Regions from separate parts of the Homo sapiens genome. Here regions 1, 2 and 4 are each linked to region 3. A link is a contact called in ENCODE Hi-C or POLR2A ChIA-PET data. All regions are on one chromosome and are shown on one strand. The core of a region is the stretch at or near the end of the contact, and the rest is flanking DNA. Distances in the headings are between cores, read along the strand shown.

Region 1 (5,767 bases), core at 2,157-4,656, 760 kb before region 3:
TGTTCCATGTCCGCTGTGGTGGGGAACTTGCTGGGTGCTTCGCCTCCTGAATTGGCCATCACTCATGGGATTCAGCAACGTGCCCAAGACTGACCGCTGTTCCTCTGGTGCCTGTTGCAGTGGGGGTGCAGAGTGGACCTTCAGCAATTACTGATTGTGAGAACATTTTTTTCCCCTTTTTTCTCTGCTGAGGAATTTGAAAGCAGATCCCGAGCGTGTGATTGTACTCCTGCACACTTGAGTGTGCATTTCTGGAACATGTATGTTTTTACCTAGCCACCATGACGTTATATCAAAACCAGTCATTTTTTGGAACCTTGTATTAGCAAGGCCATAATAAATTATTCTTGATTGCCTTGACAATATTTCCTATTGGTTTGTTCTGAGCAGCAGCCAAACAAATCCACATGTTGCATCTTTCAAATATGTATAAATTAACTTTCACTTTAAGATGGTAAACGTCATTATGTTCCCTTTCTTTCAAGGCTCACTGATAATTCTTTTTTCCCTTCAGTGACCAGTCTAACCCTTTAATTGGTCTTGTGAAACCTACTGGACCTCATTTGAAAAACGGAGGCATTTCCGCAGCCGCCTTTCACCTTCTGCCTGGTAGCTGCCTGACTGCTGGGCCTCACCTCCCAGAAGGGCCATCTCCCCGGCCAGCGACCTGGCGACCCCACCCTTGGGCCTCTCCCCGGGCCGGGCTCGGCTAGGCTGGGCTAGGGTTCCTGCGTCAGTCCGTCCTCAGACATGGGCTGTGTCCTTCATGCTCCCACGCAGCCCTTGAGCTTGACTTCGGGGACTTCTGGCCTCTCCCTTCCCTACCAGACTTTTTGAAATCAGGCCTCGAACACCTTCTGTGCCATTCCTGGGTCTCACTGACTGTGTGGTTCTGACCCGCCTTGCAGATCGGGGAGAGCTTTCAGGTGGAAGGCGGGGACTCAGAGCTGAGCCTGGGGCTGGAGCTGTTTGCTTGTTCGTCCTGCCATGGCGGTCCCTGCTGCTGGGGGTTTCCAGCAGGTCCCCCATTCCTCCGCCCTGTTTCCATGAAAGACCCACTGTCGGTGTGAACTGCCCGTCTCCTGCCGGTTTATGCTCTGCTGCCGTCCCATCACCATGGGGACAGTTCTGAGAAATTGTGAGAATGAAGGCCGGGGGGAGGCGGCCAGGCTCAGCCAGCATTGCAGCCTCTGGGCCAAGCTGACTCCTCGGCTGGGAGTGGCCTCTGACCTCCTTCCTCCTCATTAAGTCATGGAACTTCTGCCTTGTAAGGAGGTGCTAATTATTCACCATTGAAAAGGCATCTTAAATTGCAAAAGACACTATAGCAGAGAAGACAACAGCAAGTGGGTGTGAAGATGGCTGAGAAGAGAATGCCCCTGGGCTGCTGCGGCCTAATGCGGAGCTGGGAGCTGTCGGAGCTGGGAGCTGTCGCCTCCTCCTGGGCCATCCCAGCCTCCTCCTCCTGGGCCCTCCTGGGCCTTCTTGGCTCCTTCCTCCTGGGCCCTCCAGGCCTCCTCACGTGATCCCTCCCGGCCTCCTCGTTCTCAGCCCCCCGAACCTCTTCGTCTTCCTGGACCCCACAAGCCGCCTCACATGCTTTCCCCCCACCCCGCCTGGTCTCTCTTGGCCCTGTCAGTCTCACCTCCTACCATTCATCCTTAACAATTGACAGCAGCAGAAGTCAGATAAACCTCCAGGTGGACACAGGCAGGTCCCCAGGGAAACCCAACCTCCAAACCAAAGACAGCTTCACGTCTGAAAGCCAAACCACATGTCTCGGATGAATCCACAGACGGGATTGAGAACCTCTTTTCCTGTTTGGCATGCTTTCCTCTGATTGGCCCCCACCCTTCACCTATTTTACATATTCCCACTCCTCCCTAATTGGTTTTTGACACTGCTGTGCCCATCTTTGAGTTGTACCTTTTTTTTTTAACCTTTTTTGCATAGTCACAAACCAATCAACATGCACTCCCCCATTCTGAGTCCATAAAAGCCCCAAACTCAGCCACACTGGGGGACCACCTGACTGAGGGTAGGGGGCTGCCCTCTCCGGGTCCCCTCTCTGCTGAGAGCTGTCACTCAATAAAACTCTCCAGCTGGGTGCAGTGGCTCACGCCTGTAATCGCAGCACTTTGGGAGGCCGAGGCAGGCGGATCACGAGGTCAGGAGATTGAGACCATCATGGCTAACACGCTGAAACCCCGTCTCTACTAAAAATACAAGAAAAATTAGCTGGGCGTGGTTGGCGGGCGCCTGTAGTCCCAGCTACTCAGGAGGCTGAGGCAGGAGAATCGCTTGAACCCAGGAGGTGGAGGTTGCAGTGAGCTGAGATCGTGCCATTGCACTCTAGCCTGGGCAACAGGGCGAGACTCCGTCTCAAAAAATAAAAACAAAAAAAACTCTGCCCTGCTCACCCTTCAGTTGTCAGGCCAGGCAGGGGCATCGCCAGCCTCGGGGGTCTCCAGCTGGCAAAGAGGCACCGAGAAGTCTTTCATCACAATGAATCTTCTCATATGTCTAATCTGGGGGCTGTTTATATGTAGAGTAATATTCTTTCTTAAGTGCGTTCTTTTCTGATTTGTCTTTTTCACTTCGTGTCTGTGAGATTTGCTTCAGTTGCTATACAGCGTTCTGTTGTCTGGATATACTGCGGTTTATGTACCCACGATTTATTCAGTATTAACAGACGTTTGGCTTGTCCCAGGCTGCTGTTGTGAGCAGTCTTTGCAGCACCCTGCTGTACCCTGGAGCCGGGAGGGCTGCCCTGATCTTCTGTGCGGGCAGCTGCTGGGCTCGGGGTTCCCCACATGGCAGGTCGATGGCAGACGATGGCAAGGGTCTTCCCAGGTGGCTGGCCAGAGGTTACTCCAGCAGCACACGCCGCCTCTCCTGCCCGGAGCTCTTGCCATGGCTGCATGTCGCTGGACGCTGGAATTTCTGCTTACCCAGTGTGAGACAAGAATAGCACTGGGTGGTCACAGGAGGACGGAAAACCCAGGCAACAGCGAAGACAGGAACGTGGCAAAGTAACCACAGGGCGGCAGAAAACCCAAAGCGAGGGAGAGAGAAGGCGAACCCACCAGCGTGATGTGTCCTCTGTTCTCCCGGGAAAACCCGAGTAAGAGACAACGAGGCTGTGTTGGGGGTTACCTAAAAATCCCCTCCTTTCCCAGAATACCTGATGATGATCCCGCACTGTCACTAAAGAAACACCCGCAAAAGAACACAAACTCCTCTGTGCGCGCTTCCTTCTGAACGGGGCTCCTCCTCCTGAGCGAGCCGCCTCCTTCTGAGCGCCCCTCCTCCTCCTGAGCGCGCCTCCGTCTCCTGAACGCGCCTCCTTCTGCTGTGCGCGCCGCCTAACCCTGTGCGCGCCTCCTCCTGTGCGCGCCTCCTTCTCCTGTGCGCGCCTCCTCCTCAGCTCGCCTGGCTTCTCACTTAGGCGTGTGCTTTCGCTTTGCAGCAAAAGCTGCTGCTTTTCGCATCTAAATTCTTGCTCTGAAGGTGCCAAGAACCTGGAAACCGGCTGGGAGTGGGGTCTCACCAGCCTTTGGAGACCCTCCTGAGCCGTCTGGCAACCAGTGACGATACAGAGGTGTCTTATGATTTCGTTTGCGTTTTCCTGGTTAAACATGAGGTGGTTATTGCTTGTGTTTAATCAGATACGCTTTACTGTCATAAGCCTAATTTGCATTTATTATCTCTTCGCTATTATTTTGTACAGGATCTTTTGGATTCATGTTCTTGCGTGATTGATTTCTCAGGAACTTTCTGAGTTTGGTTTTGGTGTGCCAGCTCCACAGAATGAGCTAGGGAGAGCTTTCTCTGTTTCTATACCTGAATGCTTGGTGTAATATTTTAAATTAGGTATATGATTGATTTTGAGTATAAAACCAGCCTTGTATGTCAGGGATAAATCCCATGATGTATACTCTTTTTGTTGTGTTGTTGAATTTGGTTTGCTAATATTTTATTGAGGAGTTTTGCATCAATTTTCATTAGAGAAGTGGGCCTTTAGTTTTTTGTTTGTTTCTGTTTTGTTTGTTTTTGTATTTGTTTTTTGGAACTGAATGAAGTGCACTGTGTTCTCTCAAAGGAGATTTGCGTTGCTTTCTAGGGGTTTGGGTGCACAAATCCACAGCTTCCGGCCTTTTAAGCCACTTGTCAAGGTCACTCTGACTGCAGGGCCAGCAGCCTGGGACCAGTACAGACCATCACGGCACAGGCTTCCTGGGCTAGTCGGAGAAGGTGAAGCTCGCATAGTGGCCAGGGACTTGGCCTTTCTGCCCTCACCTCCCTGAGGCCACACAAATCCTCAGCCTGTGTGGCTGGAGGTGCCGCCATCCACAGCTCACCTCAGTTTCAATATCTTGTCCTCATTTTCTTTTCCCTTTTTACAAAATGAAGCACATATTTCTTCTGGCTTTTGTGGCGTTTCTCTGTGGGAGAGGCCATCTGAATACCTAACCAGTGTGTTACCCAGATAATGAAAGTTAGCATTCACTTTTTAAATAGCAGTACCCTCAAAAAATTGAAAAAGTCCTATGTAGTAATGATGCTAATGAAGAATTGAAAGTGTTTATTAGGTAAATAATATGGTCTTGCACATTGTTTATGTGGTAAAGACTGATTTTTGTAGTCTTGTAAAAGACATTTTCTGTTCATTTACTTTTTTCATTATAAGATATGTATAAAATAAAACTTGCCATTTTAACCATTTTTAGGTGTATGGTTCAGTGGGATTCCATACCCTCACATTGTTGTGCAATGTAAAAAAGCCTTTTTGAACCATTTGCTTAATTAATAACAAAGGAATTTATATGTATATATACATTTCTAGTAAAAAATTTTTGGAAACCTTGACTAACCAATATTAATTAAAATGGCTAATAGTTGGAATCATACTAGACTGTTCAGATGGTTTTCCAAGGTTCTGACTGTTTCCATGGAAAGAAACTCCCCTGTGAGAGTGGGCTCCATGCTGAGTGGCGAGCAGTGCCTCCTGCGTGTCCAACCCACGGGGTCCGCTCGTCTTGTCTGCCGCCATGGACGGCTGCGCATTTGGGAAGTGAGATCTGTGCACACAACCTGTCGTGAAGGAGACACGAGTCTCCTGATTTCACCTTTAAAACTTAACATGTTTGTTTCTTTAGCTTTTCTTCTTACATACGCTTCATTTAGATCACTCCTTAAAAGTGGAATTTTTAAACTTTTTGTCAACAAGGGTCATCTCGTTTCAGACTAGCATATGTGATGTACTGTGGTTCGCAACTAACGATAGCATTTAGAGTTTAGAACAAAACCTTCAGTAAGAACAATTATATAAATAGTTTTAATACAGAGATAACTTTTCTGTAGCAAGAAAGTGATTAAATTTTAACATGTTGATGTTTTGGGTGTAGTTTAGAAAATATTCCCATGGAAAATTAATGGATATGTTTCATTTACAGTAATGCTATAATCCCCAAATTTGCCTCCCTCTACTTACAACACTTACCCTTGTGGTAAGTTCACGTGATGTCAGAGTTTTTGTCAACTGGTAGTGCTATGCAAAATGTAAAATAGGCTAGGCCGGGCATAGTGGCTCACGCCTGTAATCCCAGCATTTTGGGAGGCTGCGGCAGGTGGATCACGAGGTCAGGCGTTCAAGACCATCCTGACCAACATGGTGAAACCCCCTCTCTATTAAAAATACAAAAATTAGCCAGGCGTGGTGGCGTGTGCCTGTAATCCCAGCTACTTAGGAGGCTGAGGCAGGAGA
Region 2 (6,345 bases), core at 3,720-6,219, 810 kb before region 3:
TGTTTTTATTCTATTTATGTATAAGGTTGACTTTTTTTAAATAAATAAGCCAAAAATTCTTTTTGAATGCCTCTGTCATCTTTTGCAAAGAAAGATAATTTAAAAAGTACAAAACTTAAGAACAAATTGTTTAGGTCTAACAGGTTATGAAGGTGGCAGTGAGACATTTCAAAGCTGGAATATATACAACGTTTGAGTTTTGTTTAGGTTCCTCTTTGGTTCAGTAAATTAGGAAAGGGATGCATTTGGCAGGGTGGGAATAAAGCAGAAATGAAACAATTCTACTTAAAATAATTATTTTCCCAGTTCATCTACGTGTGTGTGTGTGTGTGTGTGTGTGTGTGTGTGTGTGTGTGTGTGTGTGTGTATGTATGTATGTATGTCCCCTTACCCCATTTCATTCTTGGCCCATGCTTGCTCTTCCTTTTTTACCACTGTTATTTACTTATTTCTATAGCATGAGTGAACGTCATTTTGTAACAGTCAAGACCGTGACGTTCGGATGCCCTCCCTCCCCTGGTAATTTTAAGTGCAGTGAACCCTTTTTCCTTTGTCATTTCCATGTGTAACCAAATATGTCTAAAATTCAGACACCTTCACTGGACCATGCATGTTTTTAATCTGAAAGATCAGTAGTACTCAGAGTGTTCGTGTATTTTTTAAGTGACTGCAATTTTTTTTTGCTTGTCTGAAAACTTATTTTTCCCTTTTATAATTTTACATTTTATAGTGAATCTTTCTAAGTATAGATTCTTTTATTAGACATGCAAAGAGAATAATCACACAACTAAGTTTTCCACAAACGTTTATGTACACGCCAATGTATGCATGAGACATCTTTCAATTAAAAATGTTTAAACTGATTTTTTTTTAAATACCACTATACCAATGAGGATAAGCTGATTTTTTAACTTAGATTTTATAGCTCTAGTTTTGCAGTTTTGGAAAATAGCAGGTTTTAAACAAAATTAATATATGAGCTATTTAAAATGGTCTTTTTAGAGTAAGTCTTACACATAATGGTCATTTGCTACTTGGATTTTCTTGTCCAATTAATAGTGACATTTGACATTGTATTTAGTCTTTCCTTCCATTCATTAAACAAATCTTACTGTGCATGTAGGGAGTATAGAATGCTACATTTAATCTTACGAGATCATGCTGTTTACCAAATTTTATGATGAAATTAATGCTTTCTTCAGTAGGCAGTCTTACATTGTAGGCAGACTCCTGTCAAGTTTTGTCTTTCAAAATGGTCCTCATTAGCAAGTTACCAAAAGTAAAAATAGGGCAATAAAGTAACAGAATTCCTTTTAAACCCATAGTAAGCTCTTCTGGCATGAATTTATAGCCCTCTTCTACCCTTCCAGCCAAAGGTCATTCCAAATGCTATATGTGGAATTTGTCTGAAGGGTAAGGAGTCCAACAAGAAAGGAAAGGCTGAATCACTTATACACTGCTCCCAATGTGAGAATAGTGGTAAGTATTGAAATGTCTTTTTAAAATTTTAACCACCGTATTTATTGGTTCAAAAACTAGAATTTATAGTTTCAGGCAGATTTCAACCAAAGAGTCACCAAATTAAATACACAGGGTAGCTTGTGAGGCATAGACACAGCCCATGTGTTTTCCTCTACATTGTATATTCATTTCTCTTTGGCGATTTGACATTATAGCCATTCTCTGGAAGTCCTAAAGCAAACTAGTATTTTATGTGCCATATTAAGTTAAAATTTCTTATGTGAGATACCACTAATACTGGTTTTGATTTAGGCCATCCTTCTTGCCTGGATATGACAATGGAGCTTGTTTCTATGATTAAGACCTACCCATGGCAGTGTATGGAATGTAAAACATGCATTATATGTGGACAACCCCACCATGAAGAAGAAATGATGTTCTGTGATATGTGTGACAGAGGTTATCATACTTTTTGTGTGGGCCTTGGTGCTATTCCATCAGGTAAAGATTAAAAAAAGAGCAAACATTATCTTTGGGTGATGAGACTCTCCCAGCACTCCAAAAGGCTGCATAAACGCTATCATGACATGAAGAGCTTGTGGACTCTTATGTGCAAATATGACCAAAGCTGTGATTATACAGGTCATGTCCACCAGCTTTTCATCCCTAGACAATTCCAACTAAAGGATAAGTGAAAGGCCAGAATGCCCCTGCTAAGTTTTGGAAGTATAGTTCTATAGAATGAGCTGGTGTTTTTCTACTGAAATACTAAAGTAACAAAGCCTTTATTTTTATATGTTATCTATTTAGAAACAACAAAATGACTGCTACGTCTTTATACATTTCTATAGAAATCTATTATAGATTTCTGTAAATTGAGGCAGCATGACAATTCCAGATAACTTTAGAACAGAGTTGAATAAATCACAGTAATTGGACTAAAACATTACACAGATAATTGTGTAATTTTAGAACTTACTTGCATAGTTAACACTGTATAATACTCTTATAAAATATATGCCTACAACGAAGTTTCCTGGGAATCATTAAGCAAGCAACATAATTATTTTTCTGTAGTAATTCAGATCAAGTATGTAGTACAAGTTATCATTGTGCTGTTAAAGTTTTAAAGTGCTGTCAGCAGAGTACACCAGGACTTGAAAGAATGCTGTTAAGACACACAGCTGCCAGTGAGCAGGAGAGAAAAAGTCTTAAAAAAGCCAAATTCCGGAATGGGTTTTGACCTTTTGAAGTATGATAGTGTTTGAATTTCAGGAAAGATTGTACTTTCTTAAAGGTCCGTATCACCGTATGGCATTGCATCTCTCCCATCCCCCTTGACTTGCAATGAATTTTGCATGGCATTGATTACATTGATTAAGTTTACATTTTTTCCTTAAATTAAGGAACTCATAGTGCCCTTCTCACCACAAAATCCAGAGAGGAATATCATTAGTGATAGCTAAGGCAGAAGAGTTTAGATGGGCTTAAAATTCAGTCCTGTAAAGATAATTTTTCATTCTATATTAACAATTTTTTTCCTAGGTCGCTGGATTTGTGACTGTTGTCAGCGGGCCCCCCCAACACCCAGGAAAGTGGGCAGAAGGGGGAAAAACAGCAAAGAGGGATAAAATAGTTTTTGACTCTAATACTGTATATGCATTTAAGTGGAATATTTGGTGCCATTTACAACATTATTTTCATGCCAATAAAAGATTTTTTTTGCAAATTATGAGCTTAAAATCTGCAGTTATTTCTGTTAAAAGCTACGCTTACTCTCGAAACTAACTCCAGGTAGAGAATTCATCTTCCAAAGTATTTTATAGTAACCTTGGCTCACTCCAAAAATTCAGTGGAAATGTTTAGTAACTTAAGATACTTAACTGTTTCTCCATAGCCCCAAAAGTTAATTTTCATGAAACTTCCTAATCTACATTGTTTCCGGCCTACCATAGGTAGCACTGACAAAGTTATTTAATAACTGAAGAATTTTCATAGGTATGACAAATGGCCCACTAAGATTTGGTGCAGCTGGATTTAGAGTTGTCATTATTGGACTGGTACAGGAACAAACTTTGTAAATACCTGCCTGCCAGGAAATCCTTTTTGTATAGAAAAGTACCATCACCTACTTGGGGTACAGGCATGAGGCTTTAGTCCAGGCTCAGGGAAGTGTACGTAAATCATTTCCAACTTGATTTTAGTAACTCTTGAAAACTTACACCAACTTCGGTTAGAATCTCCAGAGTAAAATTACAAAGTTATCAACCTTTTGATTTGTGTCACAGCATGAAAGGTTGCTCTATTTTATATAAACCTGTTACTGCAATCATTTTTAGTCAACCTGCCTAATGAAAATGGAGTCTAAACACTTTGTGCACAGTCCTTTTATAGGAATTATGATCTTTAAAATACTGTGCTTGCTGCTTTTCCTATTTTTGGGGTAACTGAGGTAACAAAACTGCGTATGGCTTTATTTTTCCATCCCTTGACTAAAGGTACCTAGAACTTCAACCAAGTACAAGTAGCAAGGTTCACAGCAAACTGCAATCAGCTTCACAGATGGAGGGTTTTATATCCCAGAGTGTGGTCAACGACTCAAAAGAGAATTTCAAGTACCAGTTTCAAAATGCTAATTAATATCGTCCAGAGAACAGATTCCTCCTCTTGCGAGGCGTCTTCCGGGGCACCAGCGTGCTTCTGGCCGGCATCTGCGCCGTCGGCGGGGTAGGCGGCCTCGCCGAACGGGTGCTGCTCGACCGTGCCGTCGTAGTACACCTTCATCTCGAACTCGCTCTCCAGGTGGGAGGGGTGTCCATAGACGCCGATGCCCACTGGGCGCCGGAAGTGCGCGGGGATGGACACGGCGTCCGGGCCGCAGGTGGCCGATTGCAGCTCGTAGTCGTCGAAGCTGGGGTGCAGGCTGCTGGCGGAGACGTACAGATCCGCATCTCCCTTGAGGCTGCGCATCCTGAGGACTATCTTGCCCTCGTGGTTCAGCCGCAGGTAGCTGTAGTTCCCGGCGCCTATCTGGCCCTGGACGACGTGCAGGAGCACCCACTCCTCGGGGACCTCCTCCTCGTCCGCGCAGCTTCCCGGAGACAGGACCTGCGAGGCTAGGAGCAGCAGCAGGGCCGTCGTCCAGGGCGCGGCCCTCCCGCGGGGAGCGGCCATGGCTGGCGGCTCAGCTCCGGGGCCTGCAAGTGGGTCAGTGCTGCTGGGGACACCGGAGGCGCTCAGCACCGGAGCCTGTCCCCGCCGTCCGCACGCGGGTCCACGGCGCGTCCAGGCGCCTGGTCTGTCGCTGGGACTGTCCCTTCCCACCCGCGTGAGGCCCCGGGGAGGAGGGGTGGGTTAACCCCTCCCCCGTAGCGCGGCGCCCACTCAGGGCAGGGGCAGGGGCAGGGGCAGGGCCGCTGTGGCACCCTCGGACTCACCACCACTCCCCGCAGGGGGCCGCGCTTTATACATCCGGACCCGAGGCCGGAGCCTCGCCGGAGGCGGAAGTGACGCTAGGTCCGTAAGTGAGCCGGCCGGAAGCGAGGCTTCTCCAGCTGTCGCGAGATAGCGAAAGGGGCGTGGGCGCGAGGGGCGGCGGGCTAGTAACCATAGCGGCTCGCGTGGGTCGGCTGGCAAGTAACCATAGCGGCGAGCGTGGGGCGGAGTGTGGCTCGGTAGTCCTCTGCGTGCCCTCCTGGGAGCTGGGTGCTGTGAGTCCTCCCCTAGCGGGCTGGTCTCGGCGCGGAGTCGGCGCCGAACCCGAGCTGCTGCTCTGGGGCGTGTGCCTAGGGCGCAGGGCTGGAGCGCGGGGGCTGCGCGGTTGCTCGCGGCTCCGCTGAGGTCTCTAGGAAAGGGGGCGATTTGAGGGTTCCGCCGTGACCGCTTCCAACGGCGGACACGCGCGCTCTGGACCAGAGCCGTTGCCCGCTGTCTCGTCACCCGAAGCCTCCTCCTGACGCCGTGCTAGTGCGAGGGTCTCCAGGGGAATTCGGGGCACAAGTCGGGCCGGAGCATCCGGGCGGCCGCTTGAGATCGGCGCTTTGAGAACTGAGCGCATGTGGAGTTCGGAGGAAAAGGGCTCAGGTGGTTATTTTAATTAAAGCAGCTGTGTATAAGGAGCACTCAGATCTCTTTAAAAGATTCAGTAGTTTAGGAACGAACCAGGGCTGTAGAAATGCCCGGCCTCCTGCACCTCCCGTCGGTTCTGAGCTCCGAGGGCGGGAGCGTGGACCCTGAGGGCTCGTTAATTATGCCCCACTGGCCTTTCAACCTGCGTGGTAACTACCAGGCTAGGTTTTCCTAACTCGAGCCAAACAGCAAGTTTCTGACTTGATTATCACTAAAAGAGAAAAATTTCGATCTTTTCTAATCAGAAGGGAGTAATTTTCTCTTTTTAAAAATATTCGTATGTACATTAAAAAAACGGAAATGCACAGGATTTTATCAGTGGTACTCCTCGAGTAGTAGAGTTTTCATCTTTTTATGTATTTCTAAATTTTCTACAATTTACACACACTGCTCTGTACCAGTAAAGGAGTATTAACTCTACAGCTTCCAGTTTATCTGGGATTACTATCTTGTGTTTACTGACTTAACTTTAAGACTATGGTATCTTTAGCAATCACTTGTCACTGCCTTTTCCTGAAGTGCTTACCTAGTGTTAGGTGCACTAGAATCTCACTAAAATAATAAATTTAGTTTATTTTCCCTGACTTGTTCTGTGCATGTATGTACATGGATATTCCTGGGGATATCCTGTGACATTGATTATCCCCTAGGGTTGGCACAGCAGGGAGAGGAGGTAGGGATAAAAAACTTTATTATTTCTGCATTGTTTAAATGTTTTGTATTGTATTGCTTTTGTAATTCAAAAAAATGTTAAAC
Region 3 (5,618 bases), core at 511-3,010:
TTAGTACACTATTCCTTTAAAGCAAGTGTTAATAGTATGCTCTGAGACATAAAGAAACATAGATTCATAACAAATTGAAATATGGGATCAGTTTTTTCAAGGGACTTGTTGGAGAGCACAAGAAGCTGGGGAGAGCTTCAGGCTCCTGGGGAGGGAGAAGGACTGGGGGAAGGGACCCGGAGGGCAGCATGGTTCTGCAAAAACTTCAGCCAGGCTGGTGGAGGGTGGTTGAGCCTTGCCTTCAACACCACAGTCCTATTCTGCCAGGAAGGGTTCACTGCGGTGTTCCTGCTCGAATTAATTCCTGGTTGAAAGCAGATGGAGAGGGGAGAGGACTGAGGCTGCCCACAGCCTGTCACTCTTGGAGCCTCGAGGAGGGTGTGGGGGGCAAGGGAAGGCAGGAGCCCAGCTTCGGGGGCCACAGCCACCGTCCCGGCAGGAGACAGGAAGGTCAGTGGAGCAGTGATGGGAAACACCAGGCAATGCGGGGCTCAGGGCCAGTGCAGCTTCCTCTCTAAATGGAATGTGAACATGAGGGATGGGGCGCAAAGCTGATTGGAGAGAAAACCCTGGGGAATGTGTGAAAACACCTGGGTCCTGGCTGTAGAGGAGAGGTTCTAACGCAAGCTGAAGATGGCCTGTTCCTCTGAGAGTCTGAAGGTGGGAGTGGAGGGAAGGGTGCTGTCCTGACGTTGGAAAGTGTAAAAAGAGAGGGTGATGGAGGTGTCCGGTTCCTGCCTTCTTCTCAGGGCAAGAATCAAGTTCCGTGAGTACACAGGAGAAGGAACAAAGTGATTTCTTGTAGTTCTGAATACACACTCGCAGAGGACACAGCACGGCACTGTGGTCGGCCCCTCAGACACTCATTTAGGGAGTAAAGGGATGGGGGAGAAAAAGGGAAAAGGGAGGGTGGGATGGGGAGAGAAAAGAAAGAAGGAAGAGAAGAAAGCAGGAAGGGAGGGAAGGAAGCAGGAAAAAGAGACAGGCCTAGAATTCCAGAGTTTCAGGGAACGGAGAGGGCATCTAATCAAAACTTCATCCTCATTCATCTGAGACGCAGACCTGCACAAGAGACCGCCGAGTCCTGCCACACCGCTGCCGGCAGCAGACCCCAGCACACGTGTGGATGAGCAGAAAGGTGATGGTGGTGACCTCACAACACATTTCTGTTTCTGCTGGTCAGTGCCAGTTATGGAAAAGGCAGAAATCGAAAGGGAAGAATTGTGGACTTTGGACTCCGGCAGATGTAAGGCAGGCCCTAGACAAAGGCCAGCCTGTTTCCTTCTTAGTTGATGGCTTATTTATCCGGGACACACACACACACACACAGATATGCACACACAAGAAAACATGCAAGCGATGCACGTGCACACACATGCACACACATGCATGCACACACATACACACACATATGGATACATACACAGACGCACACACATGCATGCACACATACACAGATGCATACATACATACACACGTATGGATGCACACATACATGCACACACACACAATGTGCACACACATTTTCACTCGTGGAGACAGTGAGTGTCATAACATTCTTTTTGGATGTTAAATACATTTTTGAAAACGTGCACAAAGGGGGTTTTCACAGGGCTTATTACCCTTTTTAAAGTTCATAAGCTGCTGAGATCTGATAATGAAGCCACACACCCCGGAGGCAGACAAACAGGAAGGGAAATAACCGGAAGGGCAACTTTTCACTTCAGGGGACGACGACCAGGCACCGAAAGGCAGGTTTCAAGTGCCCCCTCGTGGCCAAGCCTGGACACTGTGCCAGGACAGAAAAGCAGGCAGCGCTGTTTACAGAATGGGGCAAACGTGGTTTAATTTGTTGTGTTATTAAAATTCATTAGATTGAACCGTCTGGTCTTTAAATGATGAATATTATTTTCTTTAACAAATGCTAAGATTTTAATAAGACCCCATAAGAATAAATAAGGAGAAATAACACAACACTTCACAATATGTAGGTGAATAATTTGCCCAACATGGCAGAATTTTGATTCCAACTTACTCATCTAACCTCATATTTTGCACTGGTAAGTTATTCTGTTTAAATTGAGTTCAAAAGCCTAGTGAGTAAAAGTGACCACATGGTAGTCACAAAGATGAAAACCTATCATATTATGAAATCAAGACAAAATGTTATTAGCTGGTTAAGGGGGATGCAGAGAAAAGAACTAAAATAAAATAGTCTTAGAAGTGAAGACAAGGGTTTCTCCTCAAAAATTTTAGGATCTCAGGACAAATCATGAACATCATAAACCAAAATACTTTGTATTCAAAAGCAATTGTACTTGACAAGAATAATGTCATAAGAAAATAAAAGGAAAAAGGCAAATTTTAGGAAATTGAGGGAAAATGAGAGAAAATGGGGAAAATATTATATATATATATATATATCCAAACACAGAAAACAGAAATATGGATACTTAAGTTTAGACAGGCCAAAGAAAATAGGAGAAAGCCGTTTTAAAAATATTATTGTAGGCCGTGCGCGGTGGCTCACACCTGTAATTCCAGCACTTTGGGAGGCCGAGGCAGGCGAATCGCCTGAGGTCAGGAGCTCAAGACCAGCCTGGACAACATGGTGAAACCCCATCTCTACTAAAAATACAAAAATTAGCTGGGCATGGTGGCAGGTGCCTGTAATCCCAGCTACTCAGGAGGCTGAGGCAGGAGAATGGCTTGAGCTGGGGAGGCGGAGGTTGCAGTGAGCTGAGATTACACCACTGCACTCCAGCCTGGGCAACTGAGCGTGACTCTGTCTCAAAAAAATAAAAATAAAAATAATTATCATAAGAAAGCCAGTTAGAGGCTCAATGCAGCCATATCGCCCACGCCCAGGTCCACGGGTCGCAGATGGAAGAATGAAAAACACACAGTCTACACTCAAGAAGACAGTGCCTGTCCACACACGGCCCAGGAAGCAGAGGTGTCAGAGCTATGAGTCAGGTCCTGCACTTGGAAGGGCTTTGTCTCACATGCCCTTCACACAGGGAGGATGGGGTACGGGATAAAGGGACCGGCTCAGCATCGGAGAAGCCCTGGCCCCACCACTGGCTCAGCATCAGAGGAGCCCTGGCTTTGATGTGTGATGGCTTTTGCTCTGTGACTTTGTCAAAATGACCCCATCTCTGAGAAGGTCTCCAACACACACAAGGCAACCGCAGATGAGCAGGTTCTCGGAAATGAGACTAAAACATAAGATCAATGACCAAGTAAGCCAGTGTGACTTGCTGGGAGAAGTGAGTTCGAGTCCTTAAAGGGAAATGGAGCAAGTGTAATTGCTTAGAATTCTTTTAGGGGAGAAGGAGCAGTGCCAATAACTAAATGCACAAAAGGAAAGTGGATAGAACCTTCCGGACACAGAGGAGGAGAGTTCGCAGCAGAATGTGGGATTTGAATTGTAAACAGCTGTCACTCCCAGGCATTAATGCACTAAAAATCATGAAAAAGGGTATAGCTATAAAACATAAAAAGATAAAAAGTAATTTAGAAACATAAGACAACTATTATAGACATGCATAAAATTAGAACAATTAGAAGACAGGATAAACATGGACTAAAGCCTAAAACATCAGAATCAGAGTTGCCTTTAAGAGTGTGAAAACATAAACGTGAAGAGCTTACCTGTATTTCCTTGATAGTAAACTCACGAATGCACGAAAGGAATAAAGTCACAGGCAACTGGCTCATGTTTTAACATTGAAGGAAATTATGAGTTGGGATGTACATTCCCTGCTGGAGCTCAGCGCCTTCGAGAGAGCTGCACCTTCCTCCGGAGAAACTTTTGGCATTAAGCTCAAATATCAAATGATAACAACAGTGAAGAGTCATGGCTTATATTACCAAGTGCCAGGAGCTGATACATTTGTCCCGACATAGTTATTAATTCAATTAATCTTCACAAAACTCCTATTGCACACGGAGAAACTGAGGCATGAAGACACTCAGGAAGTTACCTGAGGTCATACAGTGAGTGAGGAGAGACCAAGTAGATGAGCTCAGAAAACCTGAGCCCACGTCCCGGGCTGCCCTGCCTCCTGGACGCTGAGCTGTGTCATGTCTTCATTCCCAGATCCAGGTGGAAAACCTGAGCCTGAGTCTCGGGCTGCCCTGCCTCCTAGAAGCTGAGCTGTGTGATGTCTCTTTCTGAGATCCAGGTGGAAAACCTGAGCCTGAGTCTTGGGCTGCCCCGCCTCCTGAACGCTGAGCTGTGTGATGTCTCTTTCCAAGGACCAGGTGGAAAACCTGAGCCTGAGTCTCGGGCTGCCCCACCTCCTGGACGCTGAGCTGTGTGATGTCTTCATTCCCAGATCCAGGTGGAAAACCTGAGCCTGAGTCTCGGGCTGCCCCACCTCCTGGACGCTGAGCTGTGTGATGTCTTCATTCCCAGATCCAGATGGAAAACCTGAGCCTGAGTCTTGGGCTGCCCCGCCTCCTGGATGCTGAGCTGTGTGATGTCTCTTTCCGAGATCCAGGTGGAAAACCTGAGCCTGAGTCTCAGGCTGCCCGGCCTCCTGGATGCTGAGCTGTGTGATGTCTCTTTCCCAGATCCAGGTGGAAAACCTGAGCCTGAGTCTTGGGCTGCCCCACCTCCTGGACATTGAGCTGTGTGATGTCTCTTTCCAAGGTCCAGGTGGAAAACCTGAGCCTGAGTCTCGGGCTGCCCGCCTCCTGGACGCTGAGCTGTGTGATGTCTCTTTCCAAGGTCCAGGTGGAAAACCTGAGCCTGAGTCTCGGGCTGCCCCGCCTCCTAGAGGCTGAGCTGTGTGATGTCTCTTTCCAAGATCCAGGTGGAAAACCTGAGCCTGAGTCTTGGGCTGCCCCCACTCCTGGACACTGAGCTGTGTGATGTCTCTTTCCCAGATCCAGGTGGAAAACTGGGGCCAATGTTCCTGGTTATCCCCCCAGCAGCATGTGTTCCTGGGATAAGGCCTTGCATTCCCACAGAGCTGTGCGGGGGCTCATGCCTAAAATCCCAGCACTGTGGGAGGCCGAGGAAGGATTGCTTGAGCCCAGGAGTTTAAGACCAGCCTAGGCAACATGGCAAGACCCCATCTCTACAAAAAAAAAAAAAAAAAAACAACTAAGCCAGGCGTGGTGCAGGCACATGCAGGCACGTGGTTCCAGCCACTCAGGAGGCTGAGGTGGGAGGATTGCTTTAGCCCAGGAGTTTGAGGCTGCAGTGAGCTGTGATGGCATCACTGCACTCCAGCCTGGGTGACAGAGTGAGATCTTGTCTCAAAAATTGAAAAAAAAAAAAAAAAAACCAGCTGTTGGGGTGGTCTTCAGCCAGGCTGTCCCCTCTCAGTGCTCTTTGATAAAAGTCAGATTATCATAGCAAAAGTCTGATTTGATATATTCTGCATGGTAGTGCACCCAAATCTGAGGTTGGAGGGGTGGGAGGGTAGAGACAGCGTTGTTTCTGATCTGAAAGTCTTTCAAAGATGCCCTTTTTGTTGAAAAGTGGCCTTAAAGTTTTGGTAATGATGTTTGCGTCCCCAGAGGTCCCTCTTCTCTTCTGACACCAAGTTTGGGAGGGAGGGATCCAGGCAGAAGCAAAGGAGAGGATGCAAGCATCCCAGCCAGAG
Region 4 (5,888 bases), core at 1,610-4,109, 560 kb before region 3:
TCTATCAGGGGAAGACTTAGGACAAAACAAACTTGGCAAAGCCACTGCTAGGAAGAGAGCTGTGTCAGGTTGCAGCATAAGAATAGCAGTATAAGTCCTCTGCCCATGAAGACTTTCTAGGAAGACAGCAGCCAGGAAAGCAGAGAACAAAGCCAGGGGGCATGGAGGGCAGGGCTCTGGTGTGGCCTCTGGCCTGGGGTGAAGGACTTGGCCACTGTAGACTCAAGAGGCTTCCCTGCCTGGTTCCGATCAGCAGTGCTCCCCACACCACTCAGAGGAGGAGTAGGTGGTGCTGTGAGTGGATGCCTTAGAGATCTGCCTTTCTAATGGTGGGATGTATCATGTTTATTTTTTATCTGTACTATTCTATCCATAATGAAATGTTCTGAAGTAGTGAACAGTGTGTTGTAACGTAAAACTGGTTGGTTGCTCTGCCTTCATCAAAAGGTAGTAATAAAAATAACATGTTTATGTAGAGCTTTTTAGTTTTCACTTGATTCCAATTCATCGTCTCATTGTTCTAATAGACCTGTGTGTTTGATAGGCATTGTTGTTATTCTTAGCCTCACTTTCCAAATACTTATCAAGAGCTGTGCCACAGAGAGAAGCCATGACATTCTGTCTTGGAAAATCCATTTAAAGGCATACTGCTCCCGTGCAAAGTCTGTCGACTTGATCAGGCTGAGAGGCCCTGGCCTTTTCCAAGGTCTGTGTGACGAGGACTGAGCCAGGCTTTCCAGCTGCACCTCACGCAGGACAGAGCAGCCAGGGTGTCCGGGAGGGCTCAGCTGCAGGCCAGGGCGCTCAGGTCTCAAGGAAAGTCCAGGTTCAGACACTAGGCCGGGTCGCCTGGTACCAGAGCCCGCAGTCTTTGCTCACCCATGCCCCAGGACAGCTTTCTTGATCTGTGGTGGTCCTGCTTCACCAACCGAGTGGACACAGGCTGGTGAGGAGCCCACGGCTGGGCACACACCTGTGGACAAGTGCTGTCCACCTGCAGCCCTGGCAGCCCAGCCATGGATGTGCAGGGGAGGAAGGATGAGCCCCGGCTCTGTCTAGCCTGCTGTCTCCGTGATTACAGGCTGTGAAGATTCCTTCTGGTGCTTGCGTGATAAGATGATTCATATCATGTGGCACATGTCATGGGGCTTGCACAACTTTGGCAAGTCCATGTTCTTTAGACAACAAAGCAAGAATGTGATCGTGGTCCCAAGTCTGGCCACCAAGGGGGGTGGTCTGAACATGCTGGAATAAACAATATCTGTTCGTTTTTGACATTCTGTTTAAGGCATTCTTTGCAGATGTGGGAGCTCATTCTTTTTCCTTAGCTTAAAGAAAACTGTGTGTATTTCAGACTTATTGAAGGAGGACGCCTGGGTGTTTTCAGAGTAAAGGTGCTGTTATCACTGTTTGGCAAATGATTGGCTACTTAATGGAGAAAAAGATAACCTGTGTGAGTCATGTACCCACATGCAGGTCAAGCAGCCTGGAGGAACCAGGTGGCAGCACCAACTCACCGTTTGACAGGACCACCAAGAAATCTTTCTCAGATACCTAGCAGATATCTCCGTGGTGATAAGACTAGACTGAGCCATACCCAATGACCAACATGCAAATGGTTTTGAATAGCAATTTCATATAGCTCACACAAATATGTTTTTCCAAAAAGGGAGCAGAATATAAAATCCTGCCTCCTCTCTTTTATTTCTCTCATTTCTTTTCTCCTTTCTGACAAAAATTTATTTAGTGCCAACTTTGATTCAGGTCGTCATTAGGAATAATGTAATCAATTTCTTTTTTTCTGTATGTTCCCAACTTAATTTTATTTTTACTGTTATTGTAGCATTAACATACTCTCAGAACACACTGCAGCTGCCAACCCAAAAGAGATGGTTCATGAAAGTATTGTGCACCATGGAGAGCTAATCCAAATTTTATTTTTTTGTCTGAGATAGTTCTCCAGTGGACAGCTGACAGTTAATGTTGGTGATCTGCTTTGTGTTTAGGTTATAAGTCCCTTGGGGTGTGAAATTACCTTAAGCTATGAAATTATCTTACATTTAATGAGCCCAAATTCTTACTAATCTGTATCATATTCAGTAACGTATTTGGACTTTTCAACAGAGAATTTAAGAAATGATACAATTTAATGCCTATTTTTGTCACATAAGAGGCCAAAGATTCCAGATGGTTAACATTTTAATTGAAGTTAACATGGAAGATAAATGAAACAAGCTTGACTGGTCAGTAGAAATTAGGTTCTCTGCAATTTTGAAGGTGAAGAGAAAATTGAACTGTCACTAACATGAGGACTTCAAAAGGAATAGTGGGACAACCCAGGAGAGAAAGCGTGGGACTCCCAGAGATGGAGGCTGAGGCAATGTGTCCCAGCATGTGAGCGGCAGGCTTGGATGTGGATTCCCTCCATGTAGCAACAGCACGAACCAGCCCTAGACTTACTCTTTTTTTTTTCCCAACGGATGACCTGGACATTCTGAAGTTGCATTAATAGCAAGTTTATATTCCTAATATAAATACATCTCCTCTGAGTCTTGGAAAATGGGATCAACTTAATTGTCTCCACATGTATGCTCTGGGGAGCCTGGTCCTCACTGAACCCCAGTTACAAAACCTACAGCAAATTTTTGTCCAGATCACTGTCCATCCAGCTTGCCGTGTTCTGGAGGAAGATGTTTTGTTTTATAGTTTGTGCTATAGTCATGAGAACAAGCAGCTTGTGTTCTATATCTTCTTACTTTTTGAAGCAAGTGTGCTGGGTACTGTTCACGCTGATCAGCCCTAGGCCTGGGGGCCGTGCCCTTGCAGCCACTCTGAAGCCAGTGCCCAGCCTTGTGCCTGGGAGACCAGGGAGGCTGGGGAGGGAGGCCGGGGAAGCTGACTGCACGGCAGCTGAGGTCACAGCTGCTTGTGGAGAGAAGCTTCAAGTTGACATCACTGTGAGCTAAAACCGTGGCTACCCTCCGGATAACAAAGCAAGCTATTGGCAGGAAGAAAGGGAAAATTACGAAAATTAAACAAGGCAAGCATTAATGCCATATTGCCTTTTCTCTCTGAAATGCAAGATTTGGCAAAGCCAATTTCCACATTTGGCCGTGGCCTCTCAGGCTTCTGTGCCATCCCCGTGGAACGTGGTGCTGATCCTGGGTCTCCCCTCTCCAGCCCTGGCTTTGTCCACTTTGCCCCTCCTGGGCTCCGCCTTGCCCTCCTCCTGCGGCTGCCATGCCCGTCCTGAACTCAGCTCCTCTCTGACCCCACGCACGGCTCCTCTCTGACCCCACGCACGGCTCCTCTCTGACCCCACGCACGGCTCCTCTCTGACCCCACGCACGGCTCCTCTCTGACCCCACGTCCGGGGCTGCGTCCCGCCTCGGCTGCTCTCACTGCAGCCGTTTCTTCACAGGGTGATCCTCACAGAAACACTCAAAGCCTTCTGTTACGTACAAAGGACCGCGTGTCAGTAATCTACAGCCATTTACCAGTTACCAAGAAAACACGGACGTTTCCACTAAAAATCGCAAACGTTTCTTTCAAGCAAGGAGCGCCCTGCGCCAGAGGCTGTGGGAGGAGTGAGGAGTCTGGGTTCGTTCCAGCCGCAGTGAGTAAGGCGTGGGTGACTCCGAGCATTGCAGAGGCATGAGGAAACGAAAACAAAACCTGCCGAAGTGGGGCCTTACTGACTTATCTTCCACTGTGAAATAAATAAAATAATGTTTTTCTTTCAAAGATGTGGAACAAATCCATGCAGTTTGCTGTGGTTGTTTTAAAACAAACTAGAATTTTAAAAACATTTTGGAATAGCTAAGTTGACCATCTTGTCTCCATAAATGGAGAAAAATATTTTGCTCTTCAAAAGACAGCATTAGGAAACAATAAGTAGACCACAGAATGGGAGAAAATATTTACAATATTATATCAGCCAAAAGACGTGTGTTAAGATAATATTTAAAAAAACACAGTTTATAATAAAAAGCAATAAAAAATGAGCAAAATATTTGACTAGGCACTTTAAGAAAGAAGACACATATATGACAATATGAAAGAAAAAATTTCTCAGTATTATTCCTCATTAGGAAAATGCAAATTAAAACCAAAACGAGATGTCTCTACACATTCACTAGAACAATATCAATAACTTAAACATATTGACAATACCAAACGTTGACAAGGATGTGGTTCAGTGGAAACTTTTAAATTCTGCTGACAGAGTGTAAAACGGTATAGTTTGGAAATATGTTCGGGAGTTTCTGAAAAAGTTAAACATACATTTACTCATGTCTAAGCAATTCAACTTCTAGGTACTTATCTATGAGAAATGAATATACATGTCCACAAACACCTTTGTAAACCAAAAAGTATCTGAGACAAGTCTCAATAAATTTAGAAAGTTATTTTGCCAAGGTTGAGGACGTGCCGTGACACAGCCTCAGGAGGTCCTGGTGATGGTGGTCGGGGAACAGCTTGGTTTTATACATTTTAGGGAGACATGAGACATCAATCATTATATGTATGATGTACATTGGTTCTATCTGGAAAGACAGGACAAGTCAAAGCGCGCAGGGGGCTTCCAGGTTGTAGGTAGATAAGAGACAAATGGCTGCATTCTTTTAAGTTTCTGATTAGCCTTTCACCGAATGCACAATTTACTGGAATAGTTACGTATGCCTTAGTCTGGCTGGGTGAAACAACAGGGCGGAGGAAGCATTCCGATCTGTGTTTGTCTCATGTGAGCGGAGGGATGATTGAGTTCTGTCTGTCCTTGTTCCACAAGGAAGTTCCTTGTGAGCAAATTGTGAGGGAGGAACAGCGTTTTTATCTTTGTAGCTATCTTATTTAGGAATAGGATGGGAGGCAGCTCCCAGCTTGACTTTCCCCTTTGTTTAGTGATTGATTTATTTTCCTTTCATACCTAATATGAGACTGTTCATAGGAGCTTCATTCACAGCAGGCGGAAGCACTCATCTGGTGTCTATCCAGTGTGGATAGATGGTGGTGTTCCATGCAGTAGAATTTTCCTCAGCAACACCAAGGAGCAAACCGCTGATCCTAGCAGAGACACGCTGGATCTCGGGACCGCTACGCTGAGTGGAAGACACCAGATGGAAAAGGGTGCCTGCTCTGTGACCCAGATTCTATGAAGTCTCTAGACTCACTCAAACCACCTCTGACTAAAGAAGCCAGACCCAGTGTACTCTGGGGCCTGCCTGGATGGGGCAGAGACGTTCTGTGGGGTGATGGGTGAGCTCTGTCATCCTGGGGGGCTCCCTGAGCACGTGCCATGTATGTGAATGATATCTCAATACATTTCCCTTAAACGGGAGAGGCACACCCTGTCTGCACATTTCCAGCAGTGGTGGTTGGGTGAGGGCCGTGACAGGCAGCTCAGCTGTAGAACTGTGGCCTCGCTCCTGTGCAATTCCGTTCATTTACTCATTCAACAGTATCTTTAGAGCAGCCACTGAGTTCCAGGCTCCGTCTGGCACTTGGGAAGCAGCAGTGAACAAAGGAATGAAACCCGGAGCTGGCATTCCCGCGAGTCTGCAGAGGCAGCTTCCTCCAGGGCTCCCTGCTGCCTGGGGCTGCAGCCTCCTCTCTCCAGGGGATTTGGCACCACCAAAGCTCCCCGCTGGCAGCTGTCGGACTCCTTCATGCAGAGCAGAGCGGTGCCCATGACGCTGTTGCTCCCCAGTCTTCGTAATGATGATGTAGTTTCCTTAAAGTCCTAGACTCAAAAGTGGGAAAGGGTCAGAGGCCATATCTCTAATTTCATTGGTATAATTGCAAAAGAATAGATTTTGGTGAGTGTGACTTCTGGAAGAAAGGTAATAAATTAAAATATACAAAGAAAATTTTAAAATATTGAGTAATTA

Evidence for each region. A loop is a pair of places that touch in the nucleus more often than their neighbours do. ChIA-PET counts read pairs that join two places held with the same protein, here RNA polymerase II (POLR2A). Pooled maps may share reads with other maps.
Region 1: a map of PC-3 shows a loop between it and region 3 (25-fold over the local background). The contact joins two enhancer-like sites. A Hi-C loop is called at or near these places in 17 of 168 maps with a recorded cell type or tissue (A673, CD4-positive, alpha-beta T cell, CD4-positive, alpha-beta memory T cell and 11 more), 6 of 37 single-sample maps with no recorded cell type and 28 of 50 pooled maps.
Region 2: a loop to region 3 is called in a map of CD8-positive, alpha-beta T cell, with 19 times the contacts of the local background. The contact joins the promoter of C6orf120 here to the enhancer-like site in region 3. A Hi-C loop is called at or near these places in 10 of 168 maps with a recorded cell type or tissue (CD4-positive, alpha-beta memory T cell, CD8-positive, alpha-beta T cell, Caco-2 and 6 more), 9 of 37 single-sample maps with no recorded cell type and 18 of 50 pooled maps.
Region 4: a map of Calu3 shows a loop between it and region 3 (20-fold over the local background). The contact joins two enhancer-like sites. A Hi-C loop is called at or near these places in 1 of 168 maps with a recorded cell type or tissue (Calu3). POLR2A ChIA-PET finds 5 or more read pairs at or near these places in 1 of 52 experiments (BJ).

Annotation. Positions count from the first base shown.
Region 1 is chr6:169,652,355-169,658,121 of GRCh38, reverse strand. The region is part of intron 13 of WDR27 (WD repeat domain 27); the gene reads left to right. Among named protein-coding and RNA genes, the nearest start is that of WDR27, 47 kb to the left of the region's middle. RefSeq lists enhancers at 852-1,021, 398-1,193, 1,194-1,989, 3,195-3,244. Within about 2 kb of position 3,406, at least 25 of the 41 ENCODE cell types and tissues checked have a DNase peak (open chromatin) inside an H3K27ac peak, as active enhancers do.
Region 2 is chr6:169,700,750-169,707,094 of GRCh38, reverse strand. It overlaps C6orf120 (chromosome 6 open reading frame 120), which reads right to left and starts at 4,969. Exons shown (of 1, transcript NM_001029863.3): 1 at 735-4,969. The coding sequence starts at 4,635. The coding sequence ends at 4,060. It overlaps WDR27 (WD repeat domain 27), which reads left to right and starts at 5,066. Exons shown (of 26, transcript NM_182552.5): 1 at 5,066-5,544. It overlaps PHF10 (PHD finger protein 10), which reads left to right. Exons shown (of 12, transcript NM_018288.4): 10 at 1,371-1,479; 11 at 1,774-1,962; 12 at 3,007-3,193. The coding sequence ends at 3,092. RefSeq lists a silencer at 4,603-4,972 and enhancers at 5,023-5,112, 5,433-5,512.
Region 3 is chr6:168,891,358-168,896,975 of GRCh38, reverse strand. No RefSeq gene overlaps it. Among named protein-coding and RNA genes, the nearest start is that of LINC01615, 270 kb to the left of the region's middle. Within about 2 kb of position 1,760, at least 6 of the 41 ENCODE cell types and tissues checked have a DNase peak (open chromatin) inside an H3K27ac peak, as active enhancers do.
Region 4 is chr6:169,449,973-169,455,860 of GRCh38, reverse strand. It overlaps a transcript of WDR27 not described here. Among named protein-coding and RNA genes, the nearest start is that of LINC02519, 65 kb to the right of the region's middle. RefSeq lists an enhancer at 5,067-5,888. Within about 2 kb of position 2,859, at least 23 of the 41 ENCODE cell types and tissues checked have a DNase peak (open chromatin) inside an H3K27ac peak, as active enhancers do.